2 separate regions of the Mus musculus genome follow, and region 2 is linked to region 1. A link is a loop called in an ENCODE intact Hi-C map of the cell type or tissue named here. Cell type or tissue: heart. All regions are shown on one strand.

Region 1 (8,000 bases):
AGAGTGGGTGGGTGTGTGTGGGAGGACCCTCATAGAAGTGGGGGGAGGAGGGTGGGATAGTGGGTTTGTGCAGGGGAAACTGATACCGGGAAGGTGATTACATTAGAAATGTAAATAAATAAAATAACCAATAAAAATACATAAAAAATAAAAATAAAAATAAAGTTGGCCATTCATGTGAACATTATTAGAAAACACAAAAGTCACTACTATTATTGGTTATAGTTTTATTTGTACATAATTTATTTTTAGTAAATATATAAAACATGAGCACCAAATTCATGACAGTGTTCGCCTCTGCAGAAGAGGTGGTGTGGTAGTTGCAAATGAATTTATTAGCCATTAATACTGACCAATTGCAATATAAATCTGCATTTAAAGTAAACATGTCAAAGTATAGATATCTGCTAATTTGGAGGGGAGGTAAACAAATGTTTTCACATCTTTCATTTTTTTTAATTTTTTCCTCATTTTTCTAGTAAATAAAAGAATACAAAGATAATTATACTACCATTATAGCTGATGAATTTATTACATTTTCTGAACTGGGCTAATACATAATGACATACAGCACATAAAAATAATCAGCAAATTTTATAATATAAGCAGCTTTCAACTTCGTGTGTAATTGACAGAGAATATATATTCTGTAAATGACAGAAAAATATATATTCTGTAGTAACAAAAAGTCTGAAAAAGCCAATTGCCACTGAGAAAATATCAGGGAATGCATTAAAGATACCTAATAAAATTCATTCCCAGGATTTCAATGTTTTATAGCTTAGTCTCAGGTAACTTAAAAAAAAAAAAACTTCTAGTGCTATTTTACTCAGTCATTTTTTAAGCTAATAGAATTTTAATGACAAAGCTTCATAGAGACAGCTTATGAAAAAAAGACACAACCTGTTGTCTGTTAATTCAATTAAAAATACAAAGAGTAATCTAAAACTGTAATTTTACTTTGGAATGCAAATCAAGTATAAGTGCATTATTGGTAAATAAAATACGACAAAATAATAAATGGCTATTTTACCATAACCAAGTAGGATTTATTCCAGAAATAAAGGTTTGTTGTAATACTAAGTACCTAGCTTTCTAATAAATCATGCATCAACAAATTAAAAAAACTATATGTTTAATAATGGATATTGAAAAGACATTGATAAAATCAAGGAGACATTTCTAATAGTAATACTATATAAAAACAAGAACAGAAGGAATTTCTAAACATGAATAACTACTTACCAACAATCAACAACAAAGTCACACATGAAACAATAAAGTCATTCTCATAAAAATTAGAAATAGAAAAAGGCATGTCTGCCATCATCATCACATAACACTGCTCTGGAAAATCCAGCTAATGTTATACTAATAAGTATAAGCATTAGAAGAAATAAAATTATCTGTATTTACATACAAAATGATTGTATATATCAAGAAAATCCAAGTTTCTAATTTAACATCCAATGTAACATATAGGATTAAATAAACTCATTGGATAAAAGATAAAAATATAAAATCTGTAGATTTGCTTTATTGATAAAAATAAAAAGTTACTTATAAGATGGAAAAATATTCAACTTATTACAAAATTTGATAACTGCAAAAATAAATTCCATTTGATATGAATGACCTATATGAAAAAATGTTATGAAAACAAGATAAAAATATTTCAATGATCTACCAAATCTCTTGTGTGGTAAGAATATCACTATTAATTTTATTCTTGTATATAAGAATACAGAAAATTGATGCAATTCTGATAAGTATCAGACCCTTTCAAAATATCAATAAAATGCATTGTTTTTTTTTCTCTTGAAAGGATGAATGTTGAGGATAAATTATAATAAGAAAGAAAAACAACTATTGAAAGGGAATTTGTTATTCCAGTTTCTGAAACTCATGGTCTGGTATTATGTTTAAAATTAACTTTCACTCAGAAATTTGAAAAAGAGTGATTTTTTAAAAAGTAATTTCTACAGTAGAATATGTAATGCAAAATATTTAGAGTTGAGTCCCTATGTATTAGCATATGCAAAAATGAATTTCAGGTAGATAAAAATTTAAATATAATAAAGATTATAAAAGAAAAACCAAGTGAATATTGGTATGACCTAGGTTAGGGACACCTGTCTGAAGAAGATAGGAAACTAAAAATTTATAAAAGACATAAACATTTAAAAATTATAAAATTAAGTTTTTAAAATTGTAAAGTGAACAATAAAGATTAATAACAATATAAAGTTCATTAACACATGAAATAAAAAAGATTAAATGTACTTTCATTGTAGAAATTCCTATAACTTTACATGGAAAATATCAACTGAATATATATATGTATATATAGACAAGAAACAAAGAATAGGAATTAGCAAAACAAAAAAAGAGAAATATCCCAAGTAGAAAAAAATAAGTCTCATTGAGTCAGGTAAACATCAAATAATCAGGAACCCATGGAACGTTCTACCTGTCAGCGTTGCAAACATCAAAGACCAGTGGATGGCAACCTTGCAATAGTTCTTAAAACTAAATATACACCTACATAACACTTCTATAGAAATAAGAGCACCTTAATACAATAAAACATCATTATGAGTAAAAAAGGAAATAAATGCCCACCAATACCAGAATGGATACTTTTTGGCACATCTGTATGGACTGTGAACACTGGTGAGAGGAAGTATGAGAGTGACGGACAGAGACTGACTGTGCCATTTATCAAAAACCATATCATATGGAAGTCAGTTTTACAAAAGTTACATTGAAGTTTCTGCTTGAGAGCAGGGAAAACATCCCAAGAAAAATGCCAAATTCTCAAACTAAGGGGAAGAATTAGAAAGAGGGGGAAGGGAGCAGAAGCCACGTTGCACAGTTTATCTACTTTTGAGTTGTTTCGGTGAATCCAAACACTTCTCTTTTTTTCTTAGCAGCCAATTTAAAATTTCAATTATAAAACAAAGAACAAAAGTACCAACATATACTTGAGTCAGAACTGGAAAACAGTCAATATAAGATATGGAGGCACAATAAGATTTAGCCACTGTCCAGAACTTTTGACCTCAAAATTGACCTCAGAAAAACTTAATTTTGAGAACATAAAATATTTATCCTCTGATAGTTCCACACGTTTCGCAAAGAGGTCTATAAACTTACGGGGTTTTCACCAAGCCATAGACATAAATGTGAATATCATCATCAAACTTAATGAAGTAGACAGATGGCTTGGCTACCACCTGATGAATAAAGATCCCAGTTCTCTTGGACCCGTCGTCTTTGGCGTGTTCCACCTGCTTGCCCACAAGGCTGTCGAGCACCTCCCCAGGCTCCTGTTCAGCTGCAGGGAAGTAGTAGTTGGAATCTGGAATGATACGCAGGTCACCATCTTTGTAGTCGTCCAGCAGGGTGTACATATAGAGGACCGGATCTTTCTCGTAGGTGATGTAAAACCAAGTATCCATGATGGGGGCTCGCGCCAACACCATACCCTTCCACTCATCTTTCTTGCCATGCTCACCTTCGAACACATGTCCCACTGCCTTCCCAACCAGGGAATCGGCCAGGCGAGAGTCAATGCGAGGAGAAGGAACTCTCTCAGGAAGAATCTCCAGCGCTAAAACTCTCTTATCTCTGTGCAGTTCCAGTCCGTACACACTGTCTTTGCCATCATATTTGATGATATACAGAGTGGGCTTCACGGAGACCTGCTCGAGCACAGTACCTTTCCATTGCTCCACGGGCTCATTGCCTTCTTTCCAGCCGTGTTGAATGCGGCAGCCCACGATGTTCCTATGAGTGAGGAAAGTGGGCTTACGGCGCTGCTTCTTGTGAGTGTGCCTTTTCTTCATCAGGTACGCGGACACACCATCCACCCCAGTAGGAGGCACAGTCGGAGGAGACATGGCTCGAGGCTTCGGTGGCCAAAGTAAAGCTGCTCTTTGCTTAACAAGCTGACTAACAGTCAGCAGTGTCCAACGGCAGATATTTTTCGCGATCCGAGAGACTGTATCAGTCCTCTTTTCAGATTTTGTCAGAAAAGAGCTAACTGACTGGGAACTGAGACAGAGAGTGCCGCTCACTAGTGCTTTTTTCCTCCTTCAGGGAGGGGTGACTGCAATAGTGATGGCTCCAGAGAGATGGCGGGCTCCCGGGTTCGTTCTGTCCGCCCCTGGCGCCTTCCCGGACTCCCAAGCCCACGTCCCAGCCAGAATCCGCCACTTAGCTGTTGTCAACGCTGCTGCGGTCGCAGAACGGCAACAGAGAAGAAGTGGACTGTTAACCTGGACCGGAGATAACAGGGATGTTTCGCGGCCACGAAAGTGCAGGCAGTAGCACGTCTCCCAGCAGTTTGCGCTTTGCGCGGCCTGGTCTTGGCAGCGCTTGTCAGCTTGGCCAATCTGCGAAACCGGGATTTTTGTTGCTTAGGGAATCCTCCTCCTCTGAGCCCGCCCTCTCCTTTCCTCCACCCCTCCCGCTTCCGTCCTGCCTTCCGCTCCTGGGGCAGCCACACTGACACAGGCTCTCTCCTTTACTCCCGTGGCCCCCCAGCCGGTTCATTCCCACCAGAACCAGACAGTACAACACCCCTCCTCCCCTGCAGGCTGTCTGCTGCCCAACTGCATACTTCACTGAGGCTCCATCTGCTTTCTATCTTCCAGGAATTCCTCACAAGCAGAAAAAGAAAAGAAAAGTGAAAAAGAAAGAAAAAAAAATACGTGGGGTGGGAGAAATTGTATAAACAAATCTACAATTTCTTTCTTTTTTAAGAAATTTGAAGCGGGATTGGGGAAAAGTCGTGCACAGTCCACCATGTTAACTTAAACTCTCCTTTATATTTTCTACCTGATCATTCGTCCTAACGATTTTTAGTATGTTTTTCTAAGTGGAAGGAAAATATGCTGGTATTTGCTTTTCTAAAACTGAGTGAAATAAAAAGCAAAGCAAAACAAAACTAACTTTAGCCATACAAACCAGGCAAACATCAAAATGTTTATTAAGCTGATTTCTTATTAATATATCTTTCTATAACCTTATGCATTTGAGAGCAACTTTTATATTTCTATACCTTTTTTGCTTACTTTGTCACTTATATCACGAGTAGTTTCTGTCATGATTAAATATGCTGGAAACATGATTTGTTTTTCAGTTTTTTGAGACAGGGTTTCCCTGGGTAGCCCTGACTGTCCTGGAACTCACTCTACATACCAGGCTGGCCTCGAACTCAGAGATATGCCCCCCCCCCCTTCTCTGCCTCCCAAGTACTGGGATTAAAACCATGCGCCACCATGCCAGGCTGGAAACACAATTTTTAATGGTTCCATATGTGAACATAAAGAACACAGCTCTCATCTCAAAATAAAAGATGGTTTATTCTAGAATCAAATATAAGTGACCAAGACCAAGGTCCACAACTTTAGGTTACCCCAAGTTCTATGTTCCAATGTGGTAACAGTTTCATGGAATTTTGTTGGTGTTGTCGCTGCTGTTTATTATTAACCTGTGTGTGCATGAAGTGTCTATGTTGGAAGGGGGCAGAAGTGGAAAAGTGGAAATCAGAAGATAACATTGTGTAGTAACTTCTTTCCTTCCACATTTACTTGAATTCAATGGATTGAACCCAAGTCCACAGGTTTATGCCACAAGTTCCTTTGTAAGATAAGCCTCTTACCCAACTGGCCTCATGAAATTTTTATAGCAGCAAAACAAAGAGAACTATAAATCAGGAAACTTTTAAAAGGCATCAGGGGAAGCCTTGGGTAGGCGTGTTATAGCAAACCGGAGAAACTTCTGCAGTAGGCTTCAGATACTATCTGACAGCATTCCCTGCCTTTGGGCCAGTGAAAGCCGAGGATCTGTGCACACATTCCAAAAGAACTTACCTAATAGCCGGAAGAATGGTTAGGTCACTCACAGAGTTGAACAATACATGACCATTTTGGGTGGGGTGAGGGTGAAGATAGTTTAAGATAATGTGACTCTGGAACTGCGACAGCTGAACTCCTCCATTATACTCATAACTGAGTCAGTTAATCAACCATGTACAAAGTTCAACGTATGTGTGGCTTTTCCCCCAGAGAACTTCAGTTAACCCACACTGTTTGTTCTTAATATTCCTTCAATGGCTCCTCATTTATCCTAAATAGTCTAAGGCAGAAAAAGTAACTAATACAACTCTCCTTTTCATATATGAATTGATTAATTGAACTCGTCTTTATTTTTGTTTTCCTCCCTGAAATCCAAAAGTTGAAGTTGTGGTTCCATTCATTTTTTTTAAATATAGAATAATTGGATCATATTTCCCCAACCCAACATTATGCTCTCTCTAAAAAAAAACAAATCAAAACAAACAAACAAAAACAATAAGACAAAAAAAGCATACACAAAAACATGGAGTCTCTTTTATGTTGGCCTGTCTTGAAGTATGATTTATATACCCAGTGACACTCTATTGGAGAAAACTGATTTTCCATTTCTCAGCAGATACCAATTGCAAGTAACTCCTTGGTTAGGGATGGGATTTAATGTCCATCTCTCCTTCTAAATGCTGAGACTTTGCAAGGTCTGAACCTGAGCAGGTCTTGTTTGTGCTATCATAGTTCTGTGAGTCTATACATCTATCAGTCCTGTTGTACCTTAAAGACACAATCTCTTTGAAATCATCTACCATCTCTGGTTGCTACAGTCTTTCTTCCACATCTTCCTCATAGACCCCTGAGCCTTGAGGAGAGTGTTTGATAAAGGCATGCCACTTAGGACAGAGTACACTAAAATCTCTCATTTTCTGCACATTGTCCAGTTGTGGGTCTTTGTGTTAATTATCATGTATGGGTGCTGTGATGGTTTGTATACACTAGGTCCAGGGAGTAGCACTATTAGAATGTGTGGCCCTGTTGGAGTGGGTGTGGCCTTGTTGGAGTAGGTGTGTCACTGTGGGCATGGGCTTTAAGACCCTCAGATGAAGATGTAGAACTCTCAACTCTGCCTGTACCATGTCTGCTATGTTCTCACCTTGATGATAATGGACTGAACCTCTGAAGCTGTAAGCTCTTTATAAGTAAGTTCTTTATAAGAGTTGCCTTGGTCATGGTGTCTTCACAGCAGTAAAACCCTAACTAAGACAGAAGTTGGTACTGGGAAGTGTTTTCTGAGAGCACAAAGAAGCTGTGTTCCAGAGATAGTCAAGGTTGTACCTCCTGCTGCAGCTGTACTTGGTAATGTTTAATAGTCACCCAGGTGGTATGAAGGTCATGAAGAGCAGCTGAGTCTTGGCACAGTGATAGGCCATGAAAGGATATTGGCGAAGGTGCAGCCTCAGTTGTAGTTAACAGCTCAGGACTGAAGGCTCCATGTAAAGGAGTTGAGGCTTGGCACGAAGAGAGAGCCTATGAGAGGCTATTGGTGAAACCTAGATGCAGCGGAAGACCCCAGCATATTGGAGATGCCAGTACCGTGGGATGATCACCAAGAACAGAAGCATCAGTGGAGTGGATCAACCTGAGCTTAGAATGCTAAAGAGGGCAGAACCAGAGAAGTGATGTCAGCCCTTTGGAAGAGCCCAGAAGATCATGTGTAGATGCCAGACATTGAAACAAGAAGCTGTAACATTGAAGTTGCCTTGGAGACCCCAAGATATTCCAGATGTCAGAGCCGTGGGCTATATGCTGAGGAAAGCTGCTAACAGGGAGTGGAGCCCAGAAGGAAGTTGTTTGTTGCAGTCAACAAAGATGAAAAAGGAGTTGGAGATCTAAAGAGAGCTTTGACATCAGACATGGAGATGCAGAGATTGGAGTTTGCCCAGCTGGTTTCCTGTCTTGTCTTGGGGATTACAGTTAAGTGATTGGATGAATCTCAGAAGAGACTTGAACTTTGGACTTTTAACATTGTTGAAACTGTTATAGACTATGGGGACTTTTGAAGTTGGACTAAATGTATTTTACATTATGCTATGTTTAGGTATGGCCCCCATAGACTCATGTTTGAACAAACCTATAGGGGCCAGG
Region 2 (8,000 bases), 150 kb after region 1:
TGTCTTCAGTGGCTCCCCACTGCTCTTATTGCTCTTAATGGCAAATTCTATAGCATGGCATACAATGTCCTGCCCACATGGTATTCTTCGATTTCTTTAACCTCAGCTTTTACCAGTGCACTTTCATTTTCTACTCTGCAGCTACACAGAACCTTCAGCAGTTCTGGTACTCTATCAGGCTTTCTAGTTTTACAGACTAGGCAAATTGTTGCCATCTTCCCATTCCCTACTACAAAGCACAGTTCGGGTGTCACCTCCTCCAGTCTAGGCTTTCTCTGACCATGCTGTCTTCCCCCACATCCACCACAGTATGTCACATCTCTCAAGTACTTCATAATCATTTGTTAAATGCAAAAATGTGGCTTCCTTCTCTAGCCTGCACTCAGAGTCCTATATTCCAACCAGAGTGGCAAGGCCTTGTGGGATCACAGAGAAAATCAAAACTTTCATATTCCAGGTTCTCGGATAGAGAAAAGCAATCTGTTCAAGATTACACAGCTAACTACTAGCAAATAGAGACCAAAATTCTTATGCTTTGAGTCTCAAAAGTCTACACTCGCAGCATGGCATTTGATCTAAGGCTTCTTAATGGAACCAATGATAATGTAGGAACTTGTACTCAAAGCGTAAAACAAACCCAAAAAACTCACTCAATTTAAACAACAATACCTTCCACCCCTTATCCACCCTTTCTACTACTAATATGAAAGTTTCTGGGACTCTCTTGCTTTCTGCAATGTCTTGATTACCTACTTTCCACACAAATTCCCACAATGATGAGAAAATTCTTCCATCTAGAGATAACCCCGAAAACTTTGGGTAAATCTCAGTTCATAGCTATCACTTTGAGACAGGTGTTTTCACTACTGTCATGGCTATGGATAAGAAGCTATTCATTCATGAAAGAATGTGGAATATAAGTATTTCCAAATTCACACTAGTTCTTAGGACCCATATACAGTTCCACAGAAAATGATAACCATTAACACTTATAAAGTACTTATTCTGTGCCAGGTACTATTCTGAGCCCCTTCAATGTGTTAACTATTTAAATACTCAGAACCCTATGAAATATATAATATTTTGCAAATTCTAGCTATGTAAAAGCTGGGTCAAAGTGAGTCGAATAACTTGTCCAATATAGCATTCCTAGCAATTAGTCGAATACAAATATAAATCCAAACAATATGGCCCCAAAGCCAATATTCTGTTATATGATAATGCATATCCTGAGTCATAGGGATAAACTGCTTCAATGTCTTGACCTGGGCTTTGCAGAGGGAAGGTCATTAATAACAGACCAGAAAATGGAATTGGTCCCCATTAGAAATTTTTACAAGCATGGTTCAGAAATACTGTAACTTGACACCACAGAGCTGCATTTTGGCACCCTTGATCAATCACACAGGACTTTAATGTACATGACCCTGATTTGCATGGCAGAAACTGCACAACTGAAAATAACTTACAATGTGGATCATTCTAACCTCCCAGAACTGTACACCGGCCAACCTAGATAGTCCTTAGCACAACTCAAACTACACACCATGAAACTGCACCTCTCCCAAATAGAGGCAACATCCGATACAACCTGAAGCCCCTCATCCCCACCCAGCAGCCTGCTCCCCTAAGCTGAAGTAATATTCTAGTTTACTACTCAGCCCCCTGCCTTCTTTTGACCTAATTAATAAGCTATTCTTCTGATATAAACGGTAAATCCCTTGTCTGTTACAGTATCGATTAGATGCATAAACAGCCCATTACATGTTTCACTGTTCTACTCTGCCAGATCCAAAAGAAGATTTCTAGGTATGAAACTCTTCTTTCTGGCAGAGAAAGGTTAACTCCTGGTTGGGTTTTGTTTATCATGTTTCAAGCAGATACTAAAGTCCCACTTCTTCCAGGAAGTACTCTCAAGAAAGTTTTTACATTTTAACTTTATCCCTCTCACACTGTATTTACTGACTGGTAAATTAATCCCCAACCCACCCTACTTAGTAACTCTTCCTGCTTGTCACGGCCAGTCTACAGGTACTGAATCCTATTTGTTCATTTGTGTTCCTTATACTACTTTTATTTATGTTACTAGATGCTCTTTTATGTCTGTCCATTCTGTTTGAGAGAACAAGAACACCTGTTTAATTATTCAGCACAGACATCTGCACGACTATAAAATAAGCCCAATTCAATAAGCACTTATTCTGACAGCCAAACAAGCTTCTCGGAGAGCTTGCATTCTAACGGAGAAGACAGCCAATGATGCACATAATTTCAATGCTATATGTTAAGTGTTCCAAACAAAGTCAGATAATTAATGAAGTTGTTAATGATTAGAGTGTGAATTGTAGAATGAAGGAATAATCAATTGTTTCTTTCCAATGTTCCTAGATAGATAGAAATCTTCTCTATAATATATGTGAAGCAGTAGTGGGGCACGTGCTGGGCACCCATGGTACTGGGCTAAAATGTATTTTTATTGAACTATTCCCATTATTCTTAGAAGATGAAATTATTATCATTACTTTAAAGAGGGAGAAATTACAGCTAAGTGTTTGCATCATCTGGCCACAACCATATATGTAGGATATAGAAATAGGAGGACTGAAATTTGTTTTCTTTTTTTTTTTCTGAAATTTGTTTTCAAAGCTTACACTTTTTCTCCATTTCAGAGCAATGGCTCTCTCAAGTGTTGTAAGTAATCCATGAGGGTGTCAAACTCAAATCCCTCCTAAATACTTTCCCCTACACAACACTTTCCAGAAAGATAAACATAACATTTTCTTTATTATGTTTTAATTATTATCTATGTGCATATTTGTCTATATGTGTGTATGCTGACTTGTGTCCAGGTACCTGCAGAGGCCAGATGATATCAGATCCCTTGGAGCTTCAATTTATAGGGGAATGTGAGCCACTCAGGGTAGGTGCTGGGAACCTAACTTCAGTCATTTGCAAGAACAACAGTGCTCTAAATCACCAAACCATATCTCTAGCCCTTAACATGACCAGCCTTTCACTCTATATCCTTCAGACCATGTATTCAAGTATCAAGCTGGAAGTGAAAATGGGGAACAGAGTAGGTCTATCATCATTCTTATTTTAAACACTTATCTGTTTATTCTTCATTAGAAAGAACTCACCAAACAGTTGATGTTCAAAGGCATATCCACAATGCCTTGAGTAACTTATAGGAAAATGTAGATTAAAAAAAAGTGAAACTTTCACATACAAGTTCAATCTCTGTTTCTTGGTAGGTTTGTAACTTTAGACAAGTCTCTTCATGTCCTTATTTTTCAAAAAGCTCCTTTTCAGTTGTAGCTTAAAATAAAGCACTGATTGTTTTAAATCCTCAACAATTTGGCTGAAGGTGGAACAGGCTGGACTTGGTCCTGAGGTGGTTCCCTGGACATTAGATGATGAATTACTAGCTGTAGTTAAATAAGTAGATTGCCTATAATTAGACCATAGTGGGTAGACTTTTAGAGAGGAATCAAAGAAGGATAGTGAATCAGACTGTCTATGAATCCTTTTCTCCTGGATAGGTACAAGTTTAGCTCTCTCACCTCCTCAAAACTGCTCTACCCTGACCACATTCTCTAACACCGTATGTCACTTCCTAACTAACCCTTTAGCTTACTTTTCTCCTAAAAATTTTGTCGTGACCTGCACTATTACACAATTCTTTGCTTATAGATTTATTGTTTCCCTTTTATAGAATGGAAGCTCTGTGGAAGCAGAGACTATTTTTCTTAACTGCTCTACTCTAGGCTCCTAAAACAGTGTTTAGCACACAACAATAACATGTCTAATGCCTGCATAACCAAATGAACCCATGCCTAAATGGATAAAGGACAAAGTTCAGGACTCTTGACTCAAAGTAGGATATAGAAGATACTCATCATAGAAAGAAAGCATCAGCTGCAGCCTGTGAATACCAACCTTGGCTGCACAGCTAAGCCCAGCCCCTTTAAGGGCCTTGGATAGTAAGAACTCCACAAGGAACTAAAAGATCCAGCCTACTGGCTAAGAATTGAAGTACCCCTTCCGATTTCTGTTCCCTGGTGGCCACCGGGAGGTCTTTTTTCAGGAAATGCTTCCTATACCGCCCTCCTGTGGCCAACAGGCATGAATAAGCATGTGAATAAATACAGAAGAACTGCAATTTCCTCCTGTTCCTTTGCTTAGATCTATTTCAATCCTATTTCACATTTATTTTTGGACAATTTCAGTTCTATTTCAAACAAGCTTGTAGGCCAGGCCATCTGTCTCTACTCAGGGTACAGAGAAGACTTGCTAGGAAAGAATAGGAAAGATCCAAAAGGCTGTGCAGAGGAAGGGCAATGGTTCCCCTTAGGGTTATTATCTTTCTGGGGTAGTTAAAACCATATTTGCATCAATTCAAGATCGAGACAGACTATGAATGTGTTTGTTAGTATTATGACCCAGTGTTTAGTTTTGGAGCCTAAGCTCCTAAATAGTTACTTTCCTGGTTCCCATGACTCATTTGGAGAGCTACCACTCTAATTTTCACGCCTGAGTTTTATTTGCAAGCTTCATTTCAACTCTAGGTCACTGGATGGACATTCAGGACACTAAACACTCATCATCACATTAACTTTAGAATTTTCCTTGTAAGAAATACTAAACAAGAATTACATAAAAGAGGAAGAGTTGGGGTGAAGATGATCAACATAAGTTGTATGAAATTCTCAAAGAATTAATACAATTTAAAAAAAATAATTGTATATATAAGTGATTAGATAGGCATATTATATAAGTAAGCTGAAATTGGGTTATGAGGAGGAAACTTATTTCAGCTGGAGAATTTTTCAGGACCTGGGTTTGAAAATTTACATAGCTCAGTGAAGCCGGAGACAATTTTGCAGTGATATCTTGAGTGAAACTGTCAGGAGAAGGCTGGATACCACCAAAGCCTGGTAAAAAGACATTTGCAAGATAGTAGTTTATAGAGATCCATGAGCCCCCAGGTCACACTTCTGAAGCTCTCTGTAGACTGACAAGAAGAGTTCATACAATTTTAGTATGTTAAAGCAGCATGATACAGAATAGTATGTGTGATAAATGATCTTTTGGATAAAAAAGAGGAGGCATATGCTTACTCTGATTATATCTACATTTCAAAATTCTGAAGAGATACATAAAAAGCTATAAAGCTATTGGCCTACCCTATGGACCTACCCTATAGTAGGTGGAGAAACAATACCAACTTACTCATTCTTATAGATTGATTTTGTTTGACCATGCAAATATTATTTATTCAAAAGTTAAATAAGAAAAAATGTTAAATTTGCTGAGTAGCCTCCTCATGTCTCTTCCTAGCATAGCACTCTGTCTGTTTATCTAGCTCAATGATTCACTTAGTCAAGCTAGGAAGAAACCCTAGACTTAGAAGTGGTATATATTAATGGTTAAGAATACAAACTTTATGGCTTAGGAGATATCAGTTGGTAAAGTACTTATATCAAGGACTAAGGACCACAGTTCAATTCCCCAGCATGCATATAAAGATATCTGCAGTAGCGTGTATCTGAAAACCTTTCACTGGCAAGGCAGAGTCAGAAGGACCCATGAAGTTTGTTTACCAACTAGTATTCACGAATGGTTCATCTCCACGTTCAGTGAGAGAGTTTGTCTCAAAGAGGAAGATGGAGAGCTTAGCAGGTAAAAACCCAGCATTGATCTCTGGAGCCAATCATCTGAGAGTCAACCTTACCTCTATTTGTGGCTAATTATATGACCTTTAAGCAAGCTACTTAGTGTCCTTGGTTTGTATTTTGTTTGTCTTTTAATTAGAATTGTATACTATCTTAGTATTCTTTCTGTGCTTCATTCTAAGCAAGCACCACTCTTATGTCTCACCTGCAAATCAGGGGCATTATTGTGGTTGTTTGTCAGGGTTTAGTGATGGTATGCATGTGATGTAAAACACTTAAAAGAAATTTCTGACATATAAAACTGTAGCAAATCCTAGTAAATAATACTATTTAAGGATCTGAATACAATCTCTGCCCTCAACTCCTGGCAAATAATATATTCTCTGAGCTTCAATTTCCTTCTATAAATAGAGGACCCAAATAATACCTGCCAAAAAGATAATGACACAATGGATTTAAGCATGCTCTATAGAATGAAATCTATTCAGTTAGGGCTTTGTGCTAAATGAAGATTCCAGTTGCTCAAGGTTCTCCACTCCCGCCTACAGCTTTCAGAATGAGGTTACCACTAATGGACAAAGAACAGGCAACTGGACACGCATCAGAAAGTGAGTCTAAGTTCTTGTCTCCCAAAAGCAGTCAACAAAGACTTCACAAGAGTGGCTGCCATTCCACTGACAGATGATACACAGTATTTTCTTGAAATTATTCTCACTTCTAGGAGGTGCTTAGGCTCAATGCTACCCCAACTTCCTTTTGCTGGTTACAAAACAAGACAAAACCAAACAGAAAAGGAAACGACACAAGTACAAAAGGTACACATACACTTGATTCAAAAGAGGAAAAGAAGGGGTCTGCAACCCTATAGGTGGAACAACAATATGAACTAACCAGTACCCCCAGGAGCTCGTGTCTGTAGCTGCATATGTAGCAGAAGATGGCCTAGTTGGCCATCTTTGGGAAGAGAGACCCCTTGGTCTTGCAAACTTTATATGCCCCAGTACAGGGGAAAGCCAGGGCCAAGAAGTGGGAGTGGGTGGGGAGGGGATCAGGGGGGAGGGTATGGGGGACTTTTGGGATAGCATTTGAAATGTAAATAAAGAAAATATCTAATAAAAAAGAAAAGAAAGAAGTCACTTAATTAAAACAATCAATTCTTTACCTAGCAACCAACTTTTACAGTTTCACATATAAGGCCCTTGCATATACATTTTTTTCTTTGTACCTCACAGTAGCCTGAGGAATCATTCTCATTTTATAAGGAGTAGAAATGTGACTTACAGCTACTCCTACCCACTGCTTTATGGAATTGGAAAGAACAACAGATTGAGAGCCAGAACAGACAGTTCTAGGAAACATGCTCTGGAATCCATACAACTCTATACATTTGGGATTAGGAAAGAACTGCAATATCAGGGTCAAACATAGAACCAACGTTTCCATCCTCCAGGCAAAAACTAGTGCTTGTTATGGTTTCAATATAAAATGTTCCCAGCAAGCTCATCACGCTGAATGCTTGTTTCCCAGCTGGTAGCACTATTTTGGGAGCTGATAGGATCTCCAGGAGGTGGGATCTAGCTAGGGGCATGCTTTTGAAGGTTATTCATCCCTACAATTTTTTCATTCTTTTTGTCAGCTATGAGATAAGCATCCTCCTCTGACTCACATTCTTGCTATCATGATATTATGCATCAAGATTCCAGAATTAATAGAGCTAAAGGACTGTGCCCTCCAAAACCCTGAGCCAAAATAAACCCTTCCTCCCTCAAGTTGTTTCTGTCAAGTATTTTGTCACGACACAAAACAACTAACACCATGATTTGTATAGCAAGAAAGGGAACAACAAATAGAGACCTAAAGAAAACTATTGCCTAAGAATAATTATCTGCACCTTATATTTAAATAGAGTATTATGGACCTGCAAACTTCCTCAGTACATAAGCGTACTTGATGCCAAGACTGATGGACTTTGATCCCCTGGATGCAATGGTGAAAAAAGAAAATTGACTTCTGCAAGTTGGCTTCTGATCACCACACAGGTGTCATGGCAGCAGCACACATATATACAAACATACACGTACAAATAAATGACTAGATAGATGATAAAATATTTTCAAAAGATTTTTGCATCATCCCAGAAACCATGACCTTTTATTGTGTACCAGATTTTTGGCGATCTTGTGAGGGAAGTATAGCAAGAAATAGGAACCTAAAAATGTAACTACCCACACACAAACTTTTTTACCATTTTTCCCTGTTCTATTTTTTTACTCCTTAGTTCTTAGAACTCACATAATTTTAAATTTGTTTTATTTTTTACTTTTT

The links. A loop is a pair of places that touch in the nucleus more often than their neighbours do. Peaks named below come from ENCODE experiments on the same cell type or tissue, not always from the same donor. Only the 100,000 strongest peaks of a DNase experiment are listed, where the experiment ranks them.
Region 2: a loop joins it to region 1, with 4 times the contacts of the local background. A loop is called at or near these places in 13 of 42 quality-filtered maps.

The regions. Positions count from the first base shown.
Region 1 is chrX:95,022,293-95,030,292 of GRCm38, forward strand. Spin4 (spindlin family, member 4) reads right to left here and starts at 4,390. Exons shown (of 1, transcript NM_178753.4): 1 at 215-4,390. The coding sequence starts at 3,902. The coding sequence ends at 3,153. In heart, no CTCF peak of the experiment used is centred here; a DNase peak (open chromatin) is centred at 4,459; H3K4me3 peaks cover 1,811 bases; H3K27ac peaks cover 1,629 bases.
Region 2 is chrX:95,172,027-95,180,026 of GRCm38, forward strand. It overlaps a transcript of Arhgef9 not described here. Among named protein-coding and RNA genes, the nearest start is that of Arhgef9, 9.5 kb to the left of the region's middle. In heart, a CTCF peak has its summit at 4,101 (motif pointing left); no DNase peak of the experiment used is centred here.